2 separate regions of the Homo sapiens genome follow, and region 1 is linked to region 2. A link is a contact called in ENCODE Hi-C or POLR2A ChIA-PET data. All regions are on one chromosome and are shown on one strand. Each heading gives the region's core, a stretch centred on a gene start or an enhancer-like site at or near the end of the contact. The rest is flanking DNA. Distances are from core to core; before and after follow the strand shown.

What was found. Hi-C counts contacts between places; a loop is a spot of excess contacts on that map. ChIA-PET counts read pairs that join two places held with the same protein, here RNA polymerase II (POLR2A). Pooled maps may share reads with other maps.
Region 1: a pooled map shows a loop between it and region 2 (2.7-fold over the local background). The contact joins two enhancer-like sites. A Hi-C loop is called at or near these places in 5 of 168 maps with a recorded cell type or tissue (endothelial cell of hepatic sinusoid, endothelial cell of umbilical vein, heart left ventricle and 1 more) and 8 of 50 pooled maps. POLR2A ChIA-PET finds 5 or more read pairs at or near these places in 1 of 52 experiments (IMR-90).

Annotation. Positions count from the first base shown.
Region 1 is chr12:62,792,681-62,797,714 of GRCh38, reverse strand. The region is part of intron 3 of PPM1H (protein phosphatase, Mg2+/Mn2+ dependent 1H); the gene reads left to right. Among named protein-coding and RNA genes, the nearest start is that of PPM1H, 140 kb to the left of the region's middle. Within about 2 kb of position 3,599, at least 12 of the 41 ENCODE cell types and tissues checked have a DNase peak (open chromatin) inside an H3K27ac peak, as active enhancers do; they include heart right ventricle, where a contact is called at or near this core.
Region 2 is chr12:62,682,268-62,687,037 of GRCh38, reverse strand. The region is part of intron 8 of PPM1H (protein phosphatase, Mg2+/Mn2+ dependent 1H); the gene reads left to right. Among named protein-coding and RNA genes, the nearest start is that of MIRLET7I, 81 kb to the right of the region's middle. Within about 2 kb of position 2,702, at least 18 of the 41 ENCODE cell types and tissues checked have a DNase peak (open chromatin) inside an H3K27ac peak, as active enhancers do; they include heart right ventricle, where a contact is called at or near this core.

The sequences.
Region 1 (5,034 bases), core at 2,350-4,849, 110 kb before region 2:
TTCAAAATAATAGCTGGAAGGCCATTGCCAACTCCTTTTTCTTTCCTCCCCCTCTCAATATTAGGTTTTTGAGAGTCATTGTCTTACCGTGTAAACCTTTGGTTTTTTGAAATGCCCACAAGCGCCACGGTGTGCCAGGCAACCCGAGGACAGTTCACACAGCTGTCTATAGCAGGACAGCTTTGAATTTTCCAGATCATTCCTAAACTTTTTTTTTCACCGCAGTAGCCACCCACTCTCTAATTTTCCTGTTTCTAGATGTCCTTTAGGTATTGCGGGTTTTGTGCCATTGATTTTCTATAATAGGAAATTCAATATTAAGTAAGAGTTGTCATATAGGCATTTCAGCTTTGTGGCTCTCTTGCCTTCTCTTCCACTTTTAATCCCTAAAAGTAAAGTTCCCCAAGCCTTGCACCTAAGCCTCTAATTTGCCTCACTGATGACATTTATGCAGCTGTCCCTCTGGAGATTCTGAGTGTCACAATATCCTTAAAAGCAGAGCTTCTCCTTCACTGGGAGTTTTTGCTTTATTTATAAGAGCTCAACAATGTGGAATCAGAATTCTTTGGACTCTCTTTGTTTCTGTCTACCTGCTTGTCTGTCTCCATCTGTTTGTCTTGTCCCTCAATGGAATGCTGTGATATTATGATATTCTGTCTTCAACTCCATGTCCTGACATACAACTCCTAAAATCCTTGAAATCTTCAAAGTGATAAGTATCTTTTTGTATCCTAATGAGATGACTGGTGGCTGGCAGCCCCTGGGTAGCTTCTGGATGGGGTCTGTTCATCAAAAAGACCAAGGCAGGATTAGAGGGCTGTGCAACTAAGTAGAATCACACAGTAAACTGCCGTTGATAATGTAGATGTCAGGTGTATTAATGTGAATAAAATGAAAGAATAGCCTAATTTAGATTTGCCCCAATAATTTGTGTGTGTGTGTGCGCGCACACGGGTGCACGCATCCTCAACCTCATGAGAGGGGAGAAGGGCTGAAGGGTGAGTTGATCACCAACAGCTGATGATTTAAACACTCGTGCCTATGTAATGAGGTCTCCATAAAGGCCCAAGAGAATAGGGCTCAGTGAGCTTCTGGGTAGCTGAACATGTGGAGGTCCCTGGAGGGTCACGTGCCAAGTGAGGGCATGGAAGCTCCACACCGTATGCATCTCTTCATCCATATCCTTTGTAATATCCTTTATAATGAACTAGCAAATGTAAGTAAATTTTTCCTGATTTCTGTGAGCCACTCTAGCAAATTAATCGAACCTTAGGAGAGGGGGGTCTTGGGAACCCAGATTTATAGCTGGTCAGTCAGAAGCACAGGTAAACCAACCTGGGGCTTGCGACTGGCATCAGAAGTGGGAGTCAGTTGGGGGACTGAGCCCTCAACCTGTGAAATCTGATGCTATCTCCAAGTACATAATTGTGTGGAATTGAACTGGAGGACGCCCAGCTGGTGTCTTCTGCAGAACTGATTGCTTGCTGGTTATGTGGGGGAAAACTCTCACACATTTGGTCACAGAAGTCTTCTGTATTGGTTGTTGTGGGATGAGAACAGAGGAAAAACAGTTTGTGTTGTTTTCACTAAGAACTGCTCTTCTCAGTCACTAGTATTTATTGAGCTTACATCTTAAAATCAGTATTCTTTTAGACACCACTGAGGAAGTAAAACATAAGATCTTATGGTCAGGCACTTTGGTCCACACCTATAATCCCAGCACTTTGGGAGGCCCAGGTGGGCAGATCACTTGAGGCCAGGAGTTCGAGACCAGCCTAACCAACATGGCGAAACCCTGTCTCTACTAAAATTATTAAAAATTTAGCCAGGCGTGGTGGTACATGCCTGCAATCCCAGCTACTTGGGAGGCTGAGGCATGAGAATCATTTGAATTCCGGAGGCAGAGGTCGCAGTGAGCCGAGATCACACCACTGCACCCTAGCCTGGGCAACGGAGCGAGACTCTGTCTCAAAAACAAAACAAGGCTGGGCGTGGTGGCTCACGCCTGTAATCCCAGCACTTTGGGAGGCCCAGGCAGGTGGATCACGAGGTCAGGAGATTGAGACCACGGTGAAACCCCGTCTCTACTAAAAATACAAAAAAATTAGCTGGGCGTGGTGGTGGGCGGTAGTCCCAGCTACTCGGGAGCCTGAGGCAGGAGAATGGTGTGAACCCGGGAGGCGGAGCTTACAGTGAGCAGAGATCGCACCACTGCACTCCAACCTGAGTGACAGAGCAAGACTCTCTGTCTCAAAAATATATATATATATATATTTTATCTGGGGGCATTTGTAGTCCCACATTATATGAATATAGAAATATGCAATATCTTATTTATTTTGATATTCTAAATAACAAAAGGAGGTAGTGAAATGTTGACACCTTTCCAAAAGGGATACACTGTTAAAAATGTTCAGAAACACTCAAGTCAAAATAAATAGTACCTATTTCTGGGGAAAAAGTAGGTACTAGTCACAAAATACAGACGAACAGAAGAGAAAAAAATGCTTCCAATGAGGGGAGATGGTAACAGTTTCATCAAATACTATAAGCTTCTTTGAGAGCAGTGCTTTTCATCTTTGGTCCTCGGGTTGCCTGGCACAGCTTGGGGCTTGTGGTGAAGGTGACCTATGACCACTGGTTTTTAATACTTACTGTGTACACTGTCAGAGGTAGGTGTGCCCCTACAACCCCCTGATTGTATCTCAGATCTTCCTTCATAGTGTGAAGGCTATGTAGCGAATCCCTCCTGTGTCCACTATGAAAAGTGAGCCATGGCTTCCTAAAGGACCAAAATCTCAGGAATTTTCCGACTGACTTCAATTCTGCTTCCCAGCAAGGCCTGGCTTAGCTCTGTTTTGTCACCTATTATATTTATATTGTCGCTTGGCCCAGGACAATAGGTATAAATAAGACAAGTGTCTTCTAAGTCCTGATTTCAAACCTCCTCCCTACTTCTCCACCCTCCCAAAAACATGGTTGAATAATCAACATTTCAGACTCATGGAGGAAGTCGATTCCACTGCAGGGTTAGTTACAGGAAGCCTTTGCCCTCCTAGGGATCAGAACCAAGTTAGCAGTGATTACCGTTTTAACCTGTTAACTATGGGATTTGAGCTCTGGACATAGCCGGGAGGATCTCAGAGTTCTATTTCCTTTTAAGAGTGGGTCTAGATTCCCCACCAGAGTCGGTTCTTAGGAAGGGAAGAAAATGGCAATATTTTAACTTATGGAACTACTATATGTAATTCCATCACTGGGTAAATGATTGGAAATACCAAGCAGCTAGACTTTGTTGATAAAAACCTTATAAATACATGGTGACATTGTGACAAAAAGGGGGCAAAGTTTATAGTTTAGAAATCTATAAATTAGTGTTTATAGATTAATTATAATAAATAAATTAGTGTTTTCCAAAATTAGCATGTTAATGGTAAATTGGGAACCCACATAGCTGTCTTAAATTTAAGTTGGTTTTGTTCTCTTTGTTTTTGTTAGAACGGGAAGTTTCTCTAGGAAGGAATGAGCATGTGATTCCACCAGCAGCCGGCAGGTGGCAATAGTAGGCAGTAGAGTGCTGGCTTTTCTTCCCCATTGCCTGGCTGGCAGATGGCCTTGTTCTCAGAATAAACTGGGATCAGATTTGGATACTAAAACCATGCAGAATCTGATTATTTGTGACTGACACTATTAGCAATGTGCTCAGAGCCGTGTTTTAACTCAGCTAGGGGGAGCTGCCAGGTCCTATTGAAACTACCCAACACTTGCTCCTTTCTGCTACCAGATATTGCTTTCCTTTTGCAACCTGAAATTGGTAGGAAACAAAGAATGACCTTGGAGTTGCATCATCTATGAGACTTTCAAACCAAATTATTACCATCCCGGGCAATATTTTTCTCTTGCACTTCTTTCCTGCTGAATTAGTCTCATTGCACACACATCTCTGTTTGCCTTTTTTTTTTTTTTTTTTTTTTGAAACGGAGTTTCTCTCTTGTTGCCCAGGCTGGAGTGCAATGACGCGATCTTGGCTTGGCGCGATCTGGGCTCACCGCAACCTCCACCTCCCGGGTTCAAGCAATTCTCCTGCCTCAACCTCCCGAGTAGCTGGGGTTACAAGCATGCGCCATCACACCCGGCTAATTTTGTATTTTTAGTAGAGACGGGGTTTCTACGTGTTGGTCAAGCTGGTCTCCACTGCCCGACCTCAGGTGATCTGCCTGCCTCGGCCTCCCAAAGTGCTGAGATTACAGGCGTGAGCCACCGCGCCCGGCCCTCTGTTTGCTTTCTCGGCTCCCGTTTCTCCTTGCAACAAGGAGCAAAATAAAATCCCACATCTTAAAAACTGGATCCATTGTTTGATTTAAAGATTAACCTCGCTTAAATGTTGTGTTTAAGCAGACACAACAGAAGATAACTCAGTCCTGCTACCTAGAAAGTTGCCCTGCAAGGTCTTCAGGACTATTGATTAAGCAGATAAATCAATTATCTTGTTAATTGAATCTTAAGAGTCATTTAATCGATCCTTTTAGACCATACTTGAATGATAGTATATGCATGTGTTTTGCTAATCAGTTTATTCTAGACACAGGGCTCGGGGTTCATTGACAGCAAAAATAGGGAGATATTCTAAATCAGTCCTTGCTTAGCACAAAGCAGTAAGCAGTTTTTCCCGTGGTTTCATTGATTTTTGTAAAAATACCAAAAACTTGAGGTTTTTAAGAAAATACTTCCATGTTTTTATTTATTATGTAGAATATTAAAAACTTAATCTAATCTGAAAGGTGAGGATTTGAAGAAAAAAGGTAGATAATGCAATGGTAAATGTATCTTTATTGACTTAATATATCATGTTTGCTCTGATAGTAAAAGAACCACCCAGATGGTCCTTTAATGTTCCTTTCAGTACTAAGATTTTGTGAAACATCTTTTAAAGAGGAGTAGGTGGTGTATGTAGGGAAAAAATAAATGTGCTATTTTGGCTTCTAGGGAGGAGGGGGAGGGAAGCAATTATTTTTAGAATATGTTCTAGTTGCA
Region 2 (4,770 bases), core at 1,453-3,952:
GTTGGCCCAGTTCACCTTTTATATCAGACTAAAGTGACTTCCCAGCCTGTGTATTTGTCCCTTCAGATTATATGTCCACTTCAGTACCCTTTATGGGCACAAACAGTCACCTAGACCCACCACTTTGGCGGAGCTGTGAGCCAGGGAGTGGTTTCCTTAGGGTTTTTTAGAGCTGGGCTGGCATCCATAGTACATGTAGATAAAAGGGACTAAGAAGCCACTGAAAGAGAAAACTCTAGTAAATGTTGGGCATGGAAGATACACACATTTCCTGGTATCACCCAGGATTTCAAGTGAGGTCAGCTCGGTAGAAATAATAATTACCATTTGTCAAAATTCTGCAAGTGTTCTCTCTTGAGTCCTCATAGCAATTCTGCATAATGAAGACCATGACTACATTAGGTGTCCAAAGTTCCCCCTAGAAGCTGGTGGATTCCTTCCCAACATCAGGATCCGTGAATTACTGCTAAAACTACTTCTCACCAGAGAAGAGCAATAAATGTCGGACCTCCAACTCTCTTTTTGAATGCCATTGAGCACAGGGCTTGTAACTGGACTCGTGGACTTTTCTATTCTCCCCCTTACAAGAGAGGCATTTGTCAGATAACTTAAATGTTGCCTTCACCTTTCTACTTTCCAAAAAGCATCCGTAAAGGTCTTGATTTTGCTCCTTAAAGCAAAGTAAAAACCTCCTTCTCCACCTCCCTTTCTCACATTTACTTTTTATATAAAATGAGAAGCAGCAGCTCCACTTGGCTTGAAGGAGAGTGCTCTGTATGCATTAGATTTTAGATCTTCCAATCTCTCTGCTACTGCAGATCTCAGGAAGGGACTGTAGGTTTAAAACTTGGGCCTGCATGGAAGAGTCCCTGAGAACTCGGTAAGAATCCCAGGTGGTTGGTGAGAAACCTTATGTCACCTCGCTGAATGATACTGGTTTGTAGGACACTGAGTTGGTCACTTCAGCATTCGTGGGAGTGGAGAGGATTTAGAATGAAACTGTCAACCTCTGCAAAAATTTAAATGCTCTTAGAAAAGTTCTAGAGTTGAATAAAGTGTGGCAGTTTCAATAATAATAAAACTAATTGTTATTAACTACTTAGTCTGGGTGAGACAACATACCAAGTTTATTTTTAATTGACAAATAATTATGTATATCGATGGGATATAGTGTAACGTTTTGATATATGTTTACATTATGGAATGACTAAGCTAATTAACATATTCATCACTTCATATACTTATCATTTTTTGTGGTGAGAACTTTTAAAATCTACTCTTAACAATTTAAAAATACACATTATTATTAACTGTGGTCATGCTGCCATGCAATAGATCTCTAAAACTTATTCCTCCTGTTTAACTGAAACTTGGTATCCCTTGACCAACACCTCCCTATCTCCATGCAACAAATTAAGGTTTTTACAGGACACATCTCATTTAATCTTCACAACAACACTGTGAGGTAAGTATAGTTATTATACCCAATTTACAGATTGGGAAATTGGAACCAAGGAAAGTAAAATAACCCCCAAAGTTATACAGTTAATAAGTAGCAAGCTGGTACTTGTACCCAGGTCTATTTAATTAGATCAGGTTCTGTAGGGGAGAGAAGCCAAATTCAAGGAAATTTATTTGGTCAGTGTTTAGGGACGTACCAAGTACTGGTTCAAGGGGCTCTGATGAGGGTGCATTTGTCTTAAACCTAAGAGAGCAACTTTGTCTTGGGACCTTGGGGGCCAGAGTTTCCCAGAGAAATACTATTGGCCTCAGATTGAAGTTGTGGAAAATGATGGTATAGTAGAAAGGGTAATTGGGAAAGACAGTAATGGCCTTTGTTGTGTGTGCAAACCGAGACCAGACAGAATTGTGCAAAGTAACACTGTGCACCTATAATTTAGCTTAATGGGTATGTAGTGCGTCTAAGATTCTCTTGCACAAGATTAAAATTGTTGTACATGTTAAATGTTTCCAGATGGAGAGGCCTCCACCAGAGCCAGGAAGGGGTGGCGGGGGGAGGGGGTGGAACTGTTAGAAGGGAAGCGGAAGAGCAGCTTGAATTGGCTACTATGGAGGAGAACACAAGGGAAAAAAATAGGTACAAGGAACCCCCTGTCCACAATTTTTGGAGCAGGAACCCCCTTTCCCTGGGTGGTAGTGACAAAAGCATTCCCATGAGAAGTGGCCTCTGTTGGGAGCCTAGAAAGCTCGATTAACATACTGAAACCACCTAAGGAAGAATAACTGACCCACTTCCTCTCTCATTATCCCATCCTGGGCCCACCTTCTTTCTGTGACTCCCTAAGAACATTCCCCTGCTATGTTCTGTCTTTGCCAGGCGTGGATCTTTATTTCACATTTGGGTTCTAAATTTCAAACCCAGCTCAGTCTGGTAGTTTTAACAGTTGTAGGGGGCTGGGGGTGGAATGTGTTTGAATTCTGAGAAAAAGTGCGCAAAAATCTTCTTGGAAATCAGCATTGTTCCCATTCATCATTGTGGCTCCTAATTTGATTTGATGAGTTAAATAGAAATAAATCAAAAACATGTGGATCAAATTTATGTTAAAAAAAAAGAAACTCACAGGAGTTTAAAAATTAGTGAAGGGTTTCTAGCCAAACACATTTTCAGTTTCGCTGAACACAAGGCGCTGGAAAAATCTCGAGTTTGCCAAACCCAAAGAGCAGCCGCCAGGTTTGCTGAGCTTCTCTCAAACCTTCCCCAGTCTAAGGCAGGGATTTCTGGCCAAGAACTGAATTCCAAGAGAGGCCCTCACCACCAGTCGAGCACAGGCCTGTTGTCTGGAGGTGTGGGTTGAGTGTAGGGGATGTTTTGACTCCCCTCTAGCCTACAGTGCCTGGTTTTTTCTGCCTAACAGCATAGAGTGCAGCCTCTCCCCCAGCATAAGGAAAATGTTCCCAGCCAGGTCCCCCATCCTCTTGCTTAGTGAAGTTTGCCATTAAACTTTTTTATACTGTCCTGAAAGAGTTCAGTGGAGAAGGATAGGATTTGTTAACTCAAACGCACTGGAGCCCAGGCTCTCCTCACATTCTTCTTTCTCAGCAATTCTCCCAGTCCCAGTCCAGCACACATCTCCTGTTCTGTAACTCAGACAGCCCAGCACAGGCTGGCAGCCCAAAACTCCAGATGTTCTCTGTGCCACACCCCTTCTTGGCCAGTGACAGGCCCTCCGTAGAGCTAGGATTCTTCTTAATTTCACCCTTCTTTCCAGCCTCCACTCAAAGACTGTGCTGTTGCCTTTAGCCCCATTTTGGGCTCTTGGAGAAACAAGGCCCTCTCTATTTGGGGCCAGTTTGCGGAGCCAGCTCTCTCCTCAGCTCAGCAAGCCCCCTTTCCGCCCCTGCTAGACTGAACCACAGGGGCCCAATTTTATTTCTGCTTCATTTTTCCTTTCCTTGGTTATCAAGATTCCTATCAGGTATTTTTTATAACTCCAGATCACTTATTTAGCTCACTCTCCATTTTCTAAAATCTAGATTTTCTTTTTCTTTTATCTGAAACAGCCTTCTTTAAAAGAACAAAGACCTTAGACTGTAGTATCTGAATTCCAACCCAGCACCAGTGTTACCAGAGGACTGCACAAGCAATCACAGCCTGTCTTTTCTCTTCCTTAAGGTGGGGTAAAAATCCCTATGTTGACAAGTTGTTAGGAAAAGCAAATGAGAACATCAGTGAAATGAGAGCATCAGTGAGAACAAGATGTGGTACGTGGTCAGAGATAGTAAATATTAGTCTTCCTTCCCCACCGGCTTCTGGAGGTCTTCACACTTAAAGATTCCTTGTATTCACTTTCATATTAATAGAGAATGGGCCAGGCACAGTGGATCACACCTGTAATCCCAGCACTTTGGGAGGCCAAGGCGAGAAGATCATTTGAACCCAGGAGTTCAAGACCAACCTGGGCAACATGGAGAAAACCTTGTCTCTACAAAAATAATAATAATAATAATAATAATAATAATAATAATAATAATAATAATAATAAATAATAAACTCTCCCAAATGTAGTATCTATAAATAATAAATTTATAAATAATAAATTAGTGGTACCTGCCTGTAGTCTCAGCTACTGGGGATACTGAGGTGGGAGGATCACTTGAGCCTGGAAGGTTGAGGCTGCAGTGAGCCATGATTGTGCCACTGCACCCCAGCCTGGGCGACAGAGAAAGACCCTGTTTCCCACCACCCCTCCCCATGAAAAAGAGAGAGAATGAAGGCCAGGCACAGTGACTCACGCCTATCATCTCAATGCTTTGGGAGGCTGAAGTGGGAGGATCACCTGAGCCTAGGAGTTCAAGACCAGCTTGGACAATATAATGAAACCCTGTCTCTACAAAAAGTTTAAAAATTATCCGGGCATAGTGGTGCACACCTGTAATCTCAGCTACTCAGGAGACTGAGAGGCCAGAGAATCACTTGAGCCCAGGAGTTCAAGGCTGCCTTGAGCTATGATCACACCACTGCTCTCGAGCCTTGGTGACAGAGTGAGACCTTGTCTCTTAGAATTCCTACTTTTTTTGGGATTCCCCCATTTTCTCCCATGAAAACATGAATAATATTTAACATGTTTACATCTTAACATTTATAATCTTCTGATTCTGGGTGACTTTTTGTTCCCAAGCCAAAATCCCATTTGGAGAAAGAACATATTTTGTTGTATTTTGTGCTTTCTACAGTCTGGCCCATTCATAAGAAACAATATTGGTGCATACTGACATGGGAAAATGGCTGTGCCATCTGAAGTGAAGCAG